Linked DNA regions of Homo sapiens: region 2 is linked to region 1. A link is an interaction called in ENCODE POLR2A ChIA-PET data of the cell type or tissue named here. Cell type or tissue: PC-9. All regions are shown on one strand.

Region 1 (8,000 bases):
TTTCGCAACCTACTCATCTGACAAAGGGCTAATATCCAGAATCTACAATGAACTCAAACAAATTTACAAGAAAAAAACAAACAACCCCATCAAAAAGTGGGCAAAGGACATGAACAGACACTTCTCAAAAGAAGACATTTATGCAGCCAAAAAACACATGAAAAAATGCTCATCATCCCTGGCCATCAGAGAAATGCAAATCAAAACCACAATGAGATACCATCTCACACCAGTTAGAATGGCAATCATTAAAAAGTCAGGAAACAACAGGTGCTGGAGAGGAGGTGGAGAAATAGGAACACTTTTACACTGTTGGTGGGACTGTAAACTAGTTCAACCATTGTGGAAGTCAGTGTGGCGATTCCTCAGGGATCTAGAACTAGAAATACCATTTGACCCAGCCATCCCATTACTGGGTATATACCCAAAGGACTATAAATCATGCTGCTATAAAGACACATGCACACGTATGTTTATTGCAGCACTATTCACAATAGCAAAGACTTGGAACCAACCCAAATGTCCAACAATGATAGACTGGATTAAGAAAATGTGGCACATATACACCATGGAATACTATGCAGCCATAAAAAATGATGAGTTCATGTTCTTTGTAGGAACATGGATGAAATTGGAAATCATCATTCTCAGTAAACTATCACAAGAACAATTATATGTACTTTTTAAAACACTGTGAAAACACTATATCTCCGTTTAGAAGTGCCACACTTTTAATTAGACTTTTTTTGTTTGAAAACTAAGCATTACCTCCAAGTAAAGGATTCAAGGCTGAATTCCACCTTTGCATCATTAAAAAGGAAAATAAGACCTGTCTTTGAATTGTCAGTACAAACAGAAATAATACTGGAATCCATATTCTACAAAGAAGTAATAAAAAATTATGAGAAAGCAAAAACATATTATTATACAATTTTTCTTTTACTCAACTCCATATTGAAAATATGATCAACAATATCACGCATATTTATATCATATTGGATGCTTCTCTTCATGGTCTAATAAAAATAAAGTTTTACAATACTTAGAACAGCTTATCTTTCCTATCAGGCTTGTTTCACTCAGTTACATTACTTCCCTCATCCCTGCAGGCATTCTGACCCTTTTTTCTATGCTGGTGGAGACATATACAAACATCTATACACATATAAAGATTTTTCCAGCCGGGTGCAGTGGCTCATGCCTGTAATCCCAGCACTTTGGGAGGCCGAGGCGGGTGGATCACCTGAGGTCGGGAGTTCGAGACCAGCCTGGCCAACGTGGTGAAACCCCATCTCTACTAAAAATACAAAATTAGCCAGGGGCATGGTGGCACATGCCTGTAATCCCAGCTACTCAGGAGGCTGAGGCAGGAGAATCACTTGAACCCGGGAGGCAGAGGTTGTGGTGAGCCAAAATCGCGCCATTGCACTCCAGCCTGTGCAATGAGCGAGACTCCGTCTAAAAAAAAAAAAAAAAAAAAAAAAATCCACAAATAAGGGATTAACTATAAGTGTTAACTACTCAGATTTCTGTGGGGTTTTTTTCACATAATAATACATCATGAGCATCCCTCCAGGTCAATAGACATCAGTCTAAATCATTCTTTTTAATAACTGTACAACATTTTATTGTATGAATATATGACATTTTATTTCACCACATGGCTATTGATAGATACTCCATTTGTTTTTAGTTCTTCACTTCCAAAGTCAATGTTATACATAAATTGTACATAAATGTTTACCTACTGGTACTTTCATTTCTTAGGATGAAGTCACATGTAGGAATGGCTGGGTTGAGGGTAAACATGTATCTGATTAGAGGCATATTTGGCTACCATTAACAGAAACCCTCCTAACAGAGGCTTAAATTAAAAAATAATGATTTGTTCACCCATAACAAGGGCTTAGAGGGTAGTAGTGGTGGGTATTAGTTCAGAAGCCCAGGCCCTTATACATTTTTCTGCTCTGTTATCCTAGCATGTTGTTCTCATGCTTGTTTCCTCACGATTACATGGCTGCCGCAGCTCCAGGCATCAATCATGTTCAAATTCAAGGTAAAGTTGAAAAGTAGCAACAGCCTCATTTGTACCTTACATCAGCAAAGCAAAGGCCTTCCTAGAGATCCTGCAACAGCAGTCTTTCCCTTACTTTTTTTTTTTTTTTTTTTGACACGGGGTCTCTCTCTGTCACCCAGGCTAGAGTGCAGTGATGATCTCAGCTGACTCAGCTGACTGCAGCCTTGACCTCCCAGGCCCAAGCGATCCTCCCACTTCAGCCTCCCCAGGAGCCACCACATCTGGCTAATTTTGTATTTTTTGTAGAGACAAGGTTTTGCCATGTTGCTCAGGCTGGTCTCAAATTCCTGAGCTCAAGCAATCCACCCACCTCAGCCTCCCAAAGTGCTGGGATTACACATGTAGGCCATCATGCCTGGCCCCTTACATTTCATTGACCAGAACTGGGTTACATGGCCACTGATAGTTGCAAGGGAGCCTGGGAAATTGAGTAACTGGAAATTGTCATGATGGCTTAAATCAATTGTGGTAATTCACATTTCTACCACAGAGATAGTAGCCATTTTTTGAATCCTTGTCTACCCTAGATATAATAAACCTTTTTTATTTTTACTGGTCTGATATGTTAAAAGTATATCAATGTTGTTTTAATTTGCATTTTCCTGCTAATTAATGAGGTTGAGAATCTTGTAATATAATAATTGGCCATTTGGATTTCCTCTTCTTGAGTTGCTGCTATTCACATTCTTTATTCATTTTTAATTGGCTTATTTTTCTTTTCCTTATAACTTATAGAATCTTTTTGTGTCATATTAACTATTCATCTGTCATTTGTATTACAAATACTTTCCCAATCTTGTTGTGTCATATATATATATATGTATATATATATATAAAATTTTTTAATTTTGTGGGTATATAGTAGGTATATATACTTATGGGATACTTGGGATGTTTTGATACAGACATGCAATGCATAATAATCACATCGTGGAAAATAGGGTATCCATCCTCTCAAGCATTTATCCTTTGTGTTACAAACAATCCAATTATAGTCTTTTAGTTATTTTTAAATGTAAAATTATTATTGACTATTGTCACCTTGTTGTGCTACCAAATACTAGGTTTTATTCATTCTTCCTAACTCCAATCTTGTTGTCTTTTGACTTCATTTATGGAATTTTTTGTTATATAGGTAGTCAATTTTGTCTATTTTTTTAATTGGTTCTGGGTTTCCTGTCTTGCTTAAGAAAATATTCCCCTCCTCCCCTAACAAATTAAAATTATTCCAGTGCTCAGAAAGCTACTCATTTCAAATTTGAAGCAAATATGACTAGATGTCTAAACATTGGGGATAGGGGGAACTATATAGTTCAATCTCATTTATAAATGGAGATTTTTAAAATCCTAAATAAAATTTTAGGTTTTTAATTTGAAGTGTATTATAAGAAAAGGCATTACAACCAGCAGGGCTTATTCCAGACCTACAAGGATAAGGGGCAGATAAAAAACACATCACAGATATAACAAGTCATGGTCACCTGCATAGGCTTGTGATTAAGTCCTCACTCTACCACCATGGACCTTGGGAAGGTTACTCAACTTCTCTGGGCCCCAGTTTCCTCATGGTAAAATGAGGGTGTTAATCATATCTAACGCAAAGAGGTTTTGTGAGACTTACATGAGTTAATGCTCTCAGCCCAAAGACCGACACATAGCAAATGCTCAATAAATAGCTATTGCATTAACTATTATTAACAACACAAACAACCTGCATTATTTGTCTGTTTGCTTTGTTGGTTTCAGCCTTATTGATCCCTGGGAATCATGTTACGTATACACAAAGCAAGATCTCACTCAACACAGGTGTGTTGTGAATGATCTTTGAAGCCAGTTCCCACTACCATGTCGAGTGTCTGTTAAGGGAATACAGTAGAGACGAGGGGAGCCAAGTGTTTGCAGGGGAGCTGGGCCAGCCAGGTTTCATCATGCCAGCTGCCTGAGAAACACATTCAGATCTGTGCCCAGCGACTCGGCAGTCATTGCACAAGGCACAGGAACACACCCTCGGGGAGACACACCTAGTCACAAAGCAGGTATAGTGTGTCTGCCAGGGTCCCCCACCCCCAAACCAAAGGGCAGTGAGAGGTGACAGACACAAAAATGGGGCTCAGAAGGCGGTATGACAACCTTACTCCTGAGGGACTCCAGCAGGCCCTCCTCATGTCCCTTCCTGCTGGCCCCTAGGGCAGGCAGCTAGAGGGCTTCAGCCTTGGAAATTGCTGCTCAGCTAGCCTTTTGAGCCAACCTTACAGGTTGGACTTGCATTTGCCTGGATCCTTCTTCCATGCCTAGCCAGGCTACCTGAGAGTGAAATTAGCAGCAGGAGAGTGAAGAAGCTTCCCACTCACTCCCAGACCCCGTAAGACTCCCCAGAGCTTGCATGGCTTACACCTAGGAAGGGCTCAACACATTTAATTACACTTTCCTAAGAGGAATCAGACTAAGGGCATGGCTGGACTGAGGGCTTAAGTTCCACTTAAAGATCTGCGTTATTGGTTTGGCCTTGTTCTTCTCACTAGATTTTTCTCTCCGCTGGGTTTATTTTTTTCCTATCACCCCCTACCCCACCCTCAGAATAGAATACAGGCATTTTACCACAGGTGACATTTCAGCTTAACATACAGGCAGCAAACAGAACAACCAGCCAAGATTCAAGAAGGAGTTTTATTCCAACAGAATTAGAATATTTAGAGTTACATGAGACATGGCCCTTGTATTGGACTTAGATATCACCATTCAAAAGTAAGTTTTCAGAGAGCCTTTTAACGATGAGAAGAAAAGGTTCACAATCTAACATCAGGAGAGGGGAAAAAAAAGACTATATGGGAAAATATTAAAAATTAGTGCTTTTTCTGTATAGCAGGATTGGGAATGGCTTTCATTTTCTTCGTGTTTTTTCTGCCTTTTTTTTTTTTTTTTTTTTGAGACAGAGTCTCACTCTGTCACCCAGGCTGGAGTGCAGTGGTGCAATCTCAGCTCACTACAACCTCTGCCTCCCAGGTTCAAGCAATTCTCCTGCCTCAGCCTCTTGAGTAGCTGGAATTACAGGCACCTGCCACCACACCTGGCTCATTTTTGTATTTTTTAGTAGAGACGGAGTTTCCCCATGTTGGCCAGGCTGGTCTCGAGCTCCTGACCTCAAGCGATCCACCCACCTCAGCCTCCCAAAGTGCAGGGGTTACAGGTAGGAGCAACCACACCCAGCCTTTTTCTGCATTTTCCTTAAAGTGTACTCATTAATGTCATTATCATGTTTGTCACCCGGACCAGAATTCCACACCTGTCCATCAAAAGCCAGTTCCCATCTCTATCTCCTTGCATTTTCATCCACCTACTCTGCATCTCTAAGCCCAAATGCCTCTGTCCCTGGATTCTGCTTCCAGAGGTGTATCCCAATCACCAGCACATGCTCAGCAAAGGGATTTATCAAAAAATTATTTTTAATCAGATTTCAAGCTTTTCATGAAAAATCAGAAGACCTATCATAGTGCTCCAGGAATCCCACACGGCAACTAACAGTCTACACAACCATACCTTTTAGAGGAGCCACTCTTTTTCTGCCTCCCAGCAGCCGTTCCCTTCAAGATTTTGTTGCCTAAGCTAATCACTGCAAGGGGAATAGCCTTAATTTGTTTGACTCAATCAGGATTGACCCCCTCAGCTGGAGTTGTAAGCTACTTCCCTGAGCATATGAGAGGGTGAACAAAAAGCATCACTGAGCAAGAAAGTGGGGAATGACAGCTGGATGGCTGACTCACATCATTTTCCATATTATCTATGCACACTTCAAGGCCCACCTTAACTCCATCTTTCTTTGGAACTCCACCTTGGATCCCTCCAATTCCTTTCAACCAAGAGGGCTGACTTCCTGGATATCTTCTTTATAATTAATAACCCACAGTCTTGTGGCATTTCTCGAGTGTGTTTGGCACAAAGATAAAGTCAACTCTCCTAGAATGAACGGATGGATGAATGAATGAATGAACAAATAGTTATATGATAAAATGTACCGGAAGAGGACATGACTGGAGGAAGCCAGCAGGCCAATGCATTCATTCAAGAGAAGGGGAAAGGATAGATTGAAGCAGGGATAATGAAGATGAAAATGGAAAATATTTCGGAGATATTTGGTAAGATCTATCTAGCCTACTACTGGGATGTGGGGGTAGGGAGGGGTGGGGAGGAGTTGAAAATGCTATGGTTTTCTGGCCTAGATTCTGTAATTCTATTCGTAGAAGAAGAAAGCTGCAGGGTCCAGGGAGCTTGGCAGTACCTTCTTCTTATGGCATTGCTAACTAATGCCTCAGGTATGAGAAGATACTTTTGGGGTAAAAGGGGCCCAGTAATCAGCCTGGAGTCAGGATTGTTGTAAGGGAAGAGAGTGCATGCCAAAAGGGCTGATATTTCCGTTATGTCCTATAACTGGGAACTCCCTAAATGCAAGACACTTAATCAGGTCCCATAGAGAGAGAGGACCTCTGAAATGCTGGGCTAGGCTGCTGTCATATTAACTCTAGTGACAGAATCAACATCCAAGCACAGGGCAAACCTCCATAAATGAGCACCACAGAACACTGGGTCTCATGCTGCTGGGGGAAGAGTCAGGGCAGTTCCAAACACTGCAACCCAAAATCATTGGAAAGAGCCCCAATATTGAATTAAATGAAATCAATTTGATTTGACCATTCACTGTATTTTAAAATTCTCTAGCCTAAAAAAGGAACACAAAGGTATTTGGAAGATTGTGCTCCATGATTTAAAGGGCAGGAGTCTGCACCAAAATTATCTCCAATTGAGTTGAAATGTCTCTAAGAATGGAAATGTAGATCATAACTGGAACTTACTTTGAATAAAGCCCACTTATGGGAATTTACGTTGGTCCATGTTCCTGGCAGAAAGAGCACACATCAGCCATCCTTCTCAAAAGACTCCATGCTATGGTTTGAATGTGTCCCCCAAAATTCATTTGTTGGAAACTTAATCCCCAGTGCATCAATGTTGGGAGGGGTGCCTAATAAGAGATGATTAGGTCCTGAGGGCTCTGTCTCATGAATGAATTAATGTCATTATTGCGGGAGTGGGTTTGTTAGCTCAGGAGTAGGTTCCTTATGAAAGGGTGAGTTCAGTCCCTGCCTCTCTCTTGCCTTCTCTTAGCTCTTCCACTTATCTGTCATGTGAGGAACAGTGCTCCTCCCCTCCAGAGGATGCAGCATTCAAGGTGCCATCTTAGAAGCAGAGACCAGGCCCTCACCACACACCAAACCTGCCAGCATCTTGACCTTGGACTTTCCAGCCTCCAGAACTATTAGCCAATAAATTTCTCTTTATTATATTAATAAATCACCCAGTCTATAGCATTCTGTTATAGCCACACAAACCATGACACTAATCATTCAGAATTGTAAGGTTTACCTTCTTTCCCCTCCCCCTTAGTCTTCTATTCTCTGGCCTAAACAATCTTTATTCATTTCACTTTTCTATACCCTCACCTTTAATTACTTTGGCTCATTTCTGTGGCTTGTTTTGGGTTCTCTTCTGTGGCACCTTCAAATTTCTTCAGTAGGGTACAGGGACCCAAGCCACGCCTGACACAATGAGGACATTGCCATGCATCTTTCTGCCATTCTGGATGCCTCTTCTCTAAAAACAGGCAGTGGATATGAGCAGGTATATCACCTAAGAAGAAATATTATTATAAGTGGTCAATAACATATACTCAACTTCACTAATAATTAAAGACATGCAAATTAAAATAACAATATAACATTTTTCGCCCATCAGATCAGCATAGATTTAAAAAAAAAAGATTCTTAATATCCAGTGGTAGTTAGGGGTTTTTCAAACTATTGGTAGGAATATTGGAACAAACTTTATGGGGGGAGGGAGAACTTGATAGTTCTATACAATTTTACATGTATAC
Region 2 (8,000 bases), 240 kb before region 1:
CTAGGGTCTTCAGGACATGTGTTCCAGCTGCAGGAAGGAAATCCAGGGCTGGAGAGGAGGCTCATGGAGGAGTGGGACAAGGGCCAGGAAGGGCATGCAATGGGTGGGGTAGCTGTTTACCCACTGCCTGACATTTTACACCCTATAGCAGGATTCTTCATTCTTCCCCTGGAGGGGCCCACGGTTGAGTTGTTAGAAGAGTTGTCTTGAAGATACTTCCCATAACCCACTTCCTATAACAGACAGAGCTAGGGAGCATGGCACCTTGGAGCAGACCCTGCATGACGAGGACACAAGCTGTAGTTGGGTGGGGAGCCCGGTGTGAAGCCTTGGCCAGGCTGCTCACAGGCTTGCTGGACTCCTGGGCAGACAGAACTGACCCACCATGCAAGTCTCTGCTCTTTCACATCTAGCCCACCCATCAGATCAGGGATGGCTTTTTCCAACCATTTGCCACCATGTCCTCAATTCTCTTATGCTGAGTCGCCTCAGTGTCACTCCTCATCTGTCTACCTGACTCCTACCCCATCAGCCTCTCTGAAGGCTGGCCATCAGAGAGAGCCTTTGCATCTGGTCATCTGTGCTATCACCTTCTCTTTAGCTCCTGTCAGACCCTTGTCCCAGCTCACCTTATCCTCTGCTGAACCCTCAGGGCAACTGGCTACGCCTGCAAAGAAATAGCCCTGTATTTGACATCACATGATCACATGATCAGCTCTGCCACTAACTAATCTAGCCATCTCAAACAAGTCATTTAAAAACACTGCTGGATGGGAATAACATGAATCTGCCTTTCCTAACCCACAGCATGTTGTCAGGATAAAATGAGCTACTGAATATAAAAGTACTTTGTAATATGCTTTACATAAGTTAGTCCTTTTTATCTACCATGTTCTCCAAATTGTGAGAGCTAATACAGTACTTGATGTTTTAAGCCACTAAGTTTTAGGGTGGTTTGTGATGCAGCAATAATATTTGATTTAAGTCATGGTATAGAATAAGAACTAGTATTACGGAAATTAGTTCTTTTGTGGGTTGACTGGGGTTGTTGGGGCTTAGCTGGATGATTTCTAATTGATGTGATATCTGCGGAGGGCTCCAGTCAGTAGGGAGCTTGACTAAGCTGGAACTTCCAAGATGGTGCACTTACATGCCTGGTACCTTAGCAGGGGCAGCTAGAAGGCTGGGCTCAGCTGGGACACTGAGATGGCTGGGTGTCTGTCTGTCTGTCTGTCTCTCTGTCTGTCTCTCTCTCCCTCTATGTGGTCTCAGGGCCCACCCATGCGGCCTCTCTACATGTTTTTCCATCAGGGTTGTTGGACTTTATACATGGTGGTATAAGGCTCCCAAAACTGTGAAAATAGAAGTTGCTAGGCCTTCTTAAGTCTTTGGCCTGAGGCCTGCTTTGTGGATCTTCCACTGCATTCTATTGGTTTTGCCAGCCACAGGGCCAGCCCAGATTCAGTGTGGATACCCGGAGGGATAGCTCATTGGGGTCATATTTGCACACAAGCTCTACCAGATACTGAAAGTATATTTGGGTACTTAGAGGAACATTTGTATCCTAGCTGTGGTGAGTGGATGGGAGTCACAGAGTCCACTGCATCCATTTATGAGAAGCTCTACTTTCTTTTTTATCAGTGGTACTCTCAGTTTTTGGGGGTAAGTAAACGTCGGATAAAGCATAGCATTCTAAACTTATGTTTCTCAATGTGTGGCTAATGGGCCTTTTGTATCAGAATTACCTGGGGACTTGTTAAAAATCTCTATTTCTTGGTCCACCTTCTGTTTCAGTTTATTGTGAGGACAACACTAAAGAAGATGCATTTTCACAAGCTCTCTGGGTGATTCTTTCAGACACGGATGTTTGAGAATTTAAACCCAGACAGAAACTCTGTTGCAAACCTCTCTGCGTGGCCAGCATCCAGCTCAATGGTCGGCCATGGGCAGCTCAGCTTGTTGCTCTTCTTCCCCTCTGCTCTGTTCTTTGAGCACCCGTGGGCCTTCTTGACTGTTGCTGCATGAGTGCCCAGCCCTTGTGTCAACATAGGACATGTTTTTTTTCAAGGTCTTTAATGAATCTCTCTATGACCTCTCTATGCAATGGTGTGGCACTGCCTTTTCAAGAGAAAAGTAAAAGCTGTACATGGCAGTGACCAGTTCTCCTTGCATTTGGAATGTAGGTCAGGATCCATCTGATTGACCTTGTGTTCAGAAGCGCGTCAGCAAATCCTGTTTCTAGGCCCTCCACTGGTGTCTTCCCTGCTGCAAAGAGAGGGCTTCTCAAAGCTGGGGGGCTTGAGGCAAGAGGTCATGTGTTTGAGCCTGAGATGTCAGCAGGCAAGAGAAGGAAAGGCAGCCTTGCTCCTTCAATTATGCAAGGTCCATATTCCTTCTCCATGTCTTTACCCCAGTGCACGGCCACAGAAGAGCCCAGCTGCTGAGCTGATACAAGGCATCCTCTGTTGAGCCTTCATCTGACCTCACTTGGCAGACGTCAGCAGCAGTAAACATGGCTTGAACATGTTGTCACTGAGCTGCATGATGATTGTTAGAGACGTAAAAGAGTTTCTGTCATAAACAGTGTACTTGGGTGATGAATAGACTCTCAAAAGAAAAAAAGATAAATGACACATGCAAGTGTAAAATGAATATGTGAGCAGTGGGTTTACAGGAAGGCGAGCTCATTGTCCAATGTCAGGGGAGGCTGTCCAGATGCAGTGTGGCTTGAGCCAGACCTTGGATAGGTACATGCTTGGAGCGGCAGACAGGAGTGGCATGGGCTGTGCAGGGGTGGTGCCTAGGAAGCTGGGGGAGCTGGCATTCCTGGAAGGGGACTGTATTAGAGTTCTCCAGAGAAACAGAACCAAGGGGATATATAGAGAGATAAGAGGAGACTTCCTAGGGGAATTGCCTCATGTGATTATGGAGGCTGAAGAGTATGTTGTCTCCAGGCTCTAGAACAGGAAAGCCACTGGTGTAACTCAGTCTGAGTCTGAGGCCTGAGAACCAGGAGCTCTAAGCTTCAGGGCAGGAGAAGATGGGTGTCGCGGCTCAAGAACAGAGAGAATTTGCCCTTCCTCCACCTTTTTGTTCTATGTGAGAGGGCCCTAAACAGATTGGATGGTGTCCAACCATGTTGGTGAGGGCAGATCTTCTATATTCCGACTACTGATTCAAATGCTAATCCTGGACGGGCATGGTGGCTCACACCTGTAATCCCAGCACTTTGGGAGGCTGAGGCTGGTGGATCGCCTGAGGTCCGGAGTTTGAGATCAGCCTGGCCAACATGGTGAAACCCTGTCTCTACTAAAAATACAAAAATTTGCTGGGCGTGGTGACATGCGCCTGTAATCCCAGCTACTCGGGAGGCTGAGGCAGGACAATCACTTGAACCCGGGAGGCAGAGGTTGCAGTGAGTTATTGCACCATTACACTCCAGCCTGGGTGACAAGAGCGAAATTCCATCCCCCCACCAAAAAGCGAATCTCTTCTGGAAACACCCTCACAGACACACCCAGAAATATTGTTTTATCAACTATCTGGGCATCCCTTACCCAGTCAAGCTGACACATTAAAATTAACCACCACATGTTCATTGGTGGCCAAGACACAGCCAGTGGTTGGAGGCTGTGGGCTAGTGAGAAATCAAGTTGGAGAGGCAGTGTGTCCAAACCAGCTCTGCGCCTCCCACAGAAGCCCCCCTCCTCCTCCAGCCTCTAGCAGCCTTTTAGTCCTTTGTCTCCCAACCCACAGGGTCTGGGTGTGGGCCCTGACTTCAGAGTCCAGTCTCGTTCCCGTCACCTGTTCTCCCATTGCCTCCTGTCTCTCCCCCAGCTTTCCAGTCACCATCCTTGGACAGAGCCCCCATTTTCCAGCTTCTGCCCCACTCTACTCACCCCCACAATATCCCCTATTCCCAGAGCTCCAGGTTCCCACCATTCAGGAGATAAAGTCAAAGGTTCTTCTTAGAAGAGGCTAGAAGGTGAGTTCCCATCTGACCCTAGTTCCTGGGGCCTCTCCCAGCCTGGTTTTCAGCCTGTTGACAGAGGAGGGGTCTAGGCTATCAGAGCCTGTCCTCAGTACTTTCCAGGGGCCTAACACATGTTGATTTCTGGAGCCCTGTCCCTTCTCTTGGCCAGTGGAACCCTCCAGTGGTCTCTGACTCTATAGTTGAGGGAGTGGTGACCTTAGTTGGGAACCTGGCTCCTCCAAGCCCCATTTTCCATTTGCTATGACTCCTCAAACAATTCATGATGTGGAACCTCTCTGAATCATGGCAGATGCACCATCTGTGGCCCCCACTTTCTACATGGTGAGAAGAACCTTGGGTGTTGCTCTCCTAAACCAGACACACACCAGGGGCTGAGGCTGTTGCTTAGGTTGACAGCAGGGCAGGTATGGGCAAAGGGACATGGATGAGGGGCATGGTTGAAGGAGGCCATTGGAGTGAAGATACTCATTGCCACCAGGCAGGAAATGACACTTGGACAGAAAGTGGGAGCCCCTCTTATCCATAGTTGTCTTCACGGAGCTAGAAGGCAAGTGCCCCAACCATCTTAGAGGAGAGCGCCAAGGGTCAGTCTTGAGAAATGCATCCTAATGTATCATCCAAGTGAAGGCCCTGCAGTGAGGGTCTAGTTTGAAGTTGCAGAGCCCTGGAGAGCCCAGGAAGATGAGAGGGAAGACCAGGGCATAGGTACAGGAGACAAAGGCCAGCACTCAGGGCTGGTGTTCATTTACATGAGTGGATCCAGTTCAGCTTAGAAGGCTCAGGCTGGGATAGATAAGAAAAGATTAGGTGATGATATTGGCTTGGTTAGAATAAATCCATTCACATATTCATTTATTTGCTCATGCCTTCAACCATTCATGGATTCCACAGACCTTTTCTGAGTGCCTTCTGTGAGCTAGTGACATAGGTCATTAGACACAATTTTGCCCTAATTCATTTCAGTGTAGAAGGGGGAGGAGATAGGCATAAAAAACAAGTGTGGGCTGGATGCAGTGGCTCACGCCTGTAATCCCAGCACTTTGGGAGGCCAAGGTGGGCGGATCACGAGGTCAGGAGTTCGAGACCATCCTGGCCAACATGGTGAAACCCCATCTCTACTAAAAATACAAAAATTAGCTGGGCTTGGTAGTGGGCACCTGTAATCCCAGCTACTTGGGAGGCTGAGGCAGGAGAATTGCTTGAACCTAGGAGGTGGAGATTGCAGTGAGCCGAGATTCCACCATTGCACTCCAGCTCTAAGCGACAGAGCAGGACTGTTTCGGGAAAAAAAAAAAAACAAAAAAACAAGTGTGATCGTTTTGCAGATGCTGTGATGGAAGTTTAGATAGCAGAGGCAGAAAGGAAGGAGTGATAAACTCTACCTGGAAGTGGGAACGAGGATCAGGAGAGACTTGAAGGAAGAAGTAACACTCAAGGTGATTCATTATATGGAGTGAAGGCTGGGGACACAGAGGAGAGAGAAGGGCCTTCCAGAGGGGAATGGGCTGGGATGACAGTGAGAGGTCCAGGACCAGCAGCTTGGTATGGCAGGAAGCAGGCGAAGTGGGAATAGGAGAGTGGACAGAGAGATGGTTGTGTCCAGCCTGGTTTATGGCACTCAAGAGTACTGCCAAGTGATGGCCACAGTATTACGTGGCGGGACGGGATGGGACACTGGATGAGGATGACAGGACATGGGCTGGGCAGTGGGAAGACTGGGAGCAGTGGCCAAAGTCTTTGATACCAAGAGGGAGCTGGTGCTCCGCAGTGGTCTGGAGGGGGCACTTTGACTTGCCCAGCAGTGTCAGGAGTTGCAAAGACTTTGTTACAGGGAGATCTGGCCCAGGTGGTTCACTAGTCCACTTTAACTGTCCACAAGTTACCCCACTCTGTCCCATCCTCCATGTAACCGTGCACTTCCCCAGACTTCACCCCTGTTAAGACCCCAGGCTTCTCCTAAAACTGAGTCCTTCACTCGCTCCCTCTGTAACACTGACTATACCTTCCACATCACCCACGATTCCATACACCTCAGCATGCCGGGTTCCTTCTTGTGATGTGGCAACACACACACTGCATTCATATGTGCCCATCACACACACACCACACAGGTGTGTCACACACTCACTCGCACACATTCACACCCTCGCATATGCTCATGTGCACTCACACACACTTACACAAACACATTTGTAAACGCTCACTCCCACACTCATATACCACTCACTGTCACACACACTGGTTCGCACATGCTCACACCACACACACAGACACACTCATGGCAAACAATCTCACTTGCATACTCAAACTTACACACTTACACCACACACAACCTGCCCACTCACACTTGCACACCCTCACACACCCACACACACACTTGCACACTCACACACACTTGTACACACTCACACGTGCTCACCCACACACACTCCTTTCAGTTCCCGTCGTGAGAAGAAGCTGAACCGGAAGTTGGTAAGCCGAGGTCTGCCCACCATGGTACTGTGTTCTTCAGCCTTCTTAACTGTGCAGTGGGGAGGAGAGGCATCAGATAATATTTACCTTGCTTTCTACTTTTCAGTCTGTGGTTTTACAATCTCCCTGACTCTCACCCCATCCAGGCATCTGAAAGGTTGTGTGGAAGCAAGGTTGAGTGAGAGTGGGGAGGGGGAGAAAGGGTGGCAGGAGGGTTTGGTTTCTGGGGCCTGAGTAACTCTGGCCTTGAACATTCCCGCGATCCCGACAGATTCCCAGGTGGAATAAAGACCTGGGGGCCCCAGTGGCTGCTAGAAAGGGCTGACCAGGGGTCTTCCCCTTTTGACTAACATGTCTTGGAAATATGGGGTCTGTGTTATATAAGGAATTCCACTCTCCCTCTGCCTACTGGGAAGATATTCTCCATATTTCTTGGAGTTCCTCACTGGTGTAGAAAATGAAATGGGTTTGAGGACATGTAATTTCCATGTTTTTATTGGTGAAACTAAACTGGTTACAGCAATGCTTAGATGTCTCCACCAAGCTGTACACCTCACGCCTTCTCCTTTCTCTGTGTCTGTTTCTTCTTTCTTGCCTAGAAAAACTCTGAGCTGGACCCCAGCCGGGCCTCCTGCCACTTCAGACATTAATATCCATCTAAATTCATAGACAAGAGCCCAGAGCTGCCAGCCTGCAAGGGGGTGTTCCCAGGACAGGCCACATGGAAGGTGCAGATCAGAACCCAGTCCTTCCATCTGTCTCTGGTAGCCATCCCTCAACATCAGGCTGGCCCTCCCCTCGCTCTGGATTGATTTTATAGAATTCCCTAGAAATGGTTCTGTTAGCCCCAGGTGGAAGCTGTCACCTGAATGAAATCTTACAGGTCATATCTTTTGATCTTTTTCTAGAAGGTACTAAGAAGACAGAAACAAGCAAAGCCGCCACCACAGAGCCCGAAACAACCCAGCCGGAAGGGGTGGTGGTCAACGGGAGGGAGGAGGAGCAGACGGCAGAGGAAATCCTCAGCAAAGGCCTGAGCCAGATGACCACCAGTGCTGACACGGATGTTGATACCTCTAAGGACAAAACCGAGTCGGTCACCAGCGGCCCCATGTCCCCAGAGGGCTCACCTTCCAAGTCTCCCTCAAAGAAGAAAAAGAAATTCCGAACCCCCTCCTTCCTGAAAAAGAGCAAAAAGAAGGAGAAAGTGGAGTCCTGATTCATGACACCCTTGGGCTCCCTCCTGCCTCCTCTCTCTCCTCCCCTTCCCTTCTCCCATCTCTGTCCCTGCAAGCACAGGGCTAAGGAGGGATAGAGTAGGACCCTGGACCACATTCGGAAGGGGAACTTAGAGATCACCCGACCAACCCTTCGTTTTACAGTTGCCCAAGAGAAATCAGGTGACTTGCCCAAGGTCACACAGCTAGTTAGCGGCAGAGCCTGCACTCGAATTCAGGTCTCCTGACTTCCAGTCCAGTGCTCCTTCTACTACACAACACTGCCTAGTTGTGGGCTGCCTTTGTTTGGATGCTGT

What was found. Peaks named below come from ENCODE experiments on the same cell type or tissue, not always from the same donor. Only the 100,000 strongest peaks of a DNase experiment are listed, where the experiment ranks them.
Region 2: POLR2A ChIA-PET joins it to region 1 with 7 read pairs; 2 of 35 experiments call an interaction of 5 or more read pairs at or near these places.

The regions. Positions count from the first base shown.
Region 1 is chr2:70,422,159-70,430,158 of GRCh38, reverse strand. No RefSeq gene overlaps it. Among named protein-coding and RNA genes, the nearest start is that of TGFA-IT1, 55 kb to the left of the region's middle. In PC-9, no CTCF peak of the experiment used is centred here; DNase peaks (open chromatin) are centred at 3,748 and 4,068; H3K27ac peaks cover 1,838 bases.
Region 2 is chr2:70,663,110-70,671,109 of GRCh38, reverse strand. It overlaps ADD2 (adducin 2), which reads left to right. Exons shown (of 16, transcript NM_001617.4): 16 at 7,375-8,000. The coding sequence ends at 7,685. Among named protein-coding and RNA genes, the nearest start is that of ADD2, 100 kb to the left of the region's middle. In PC-9, no CTCF peak of the experiment used is centred here; no DNase peak of the experiment used is centred here; H3K27me3 peaks cover 3,450 bases.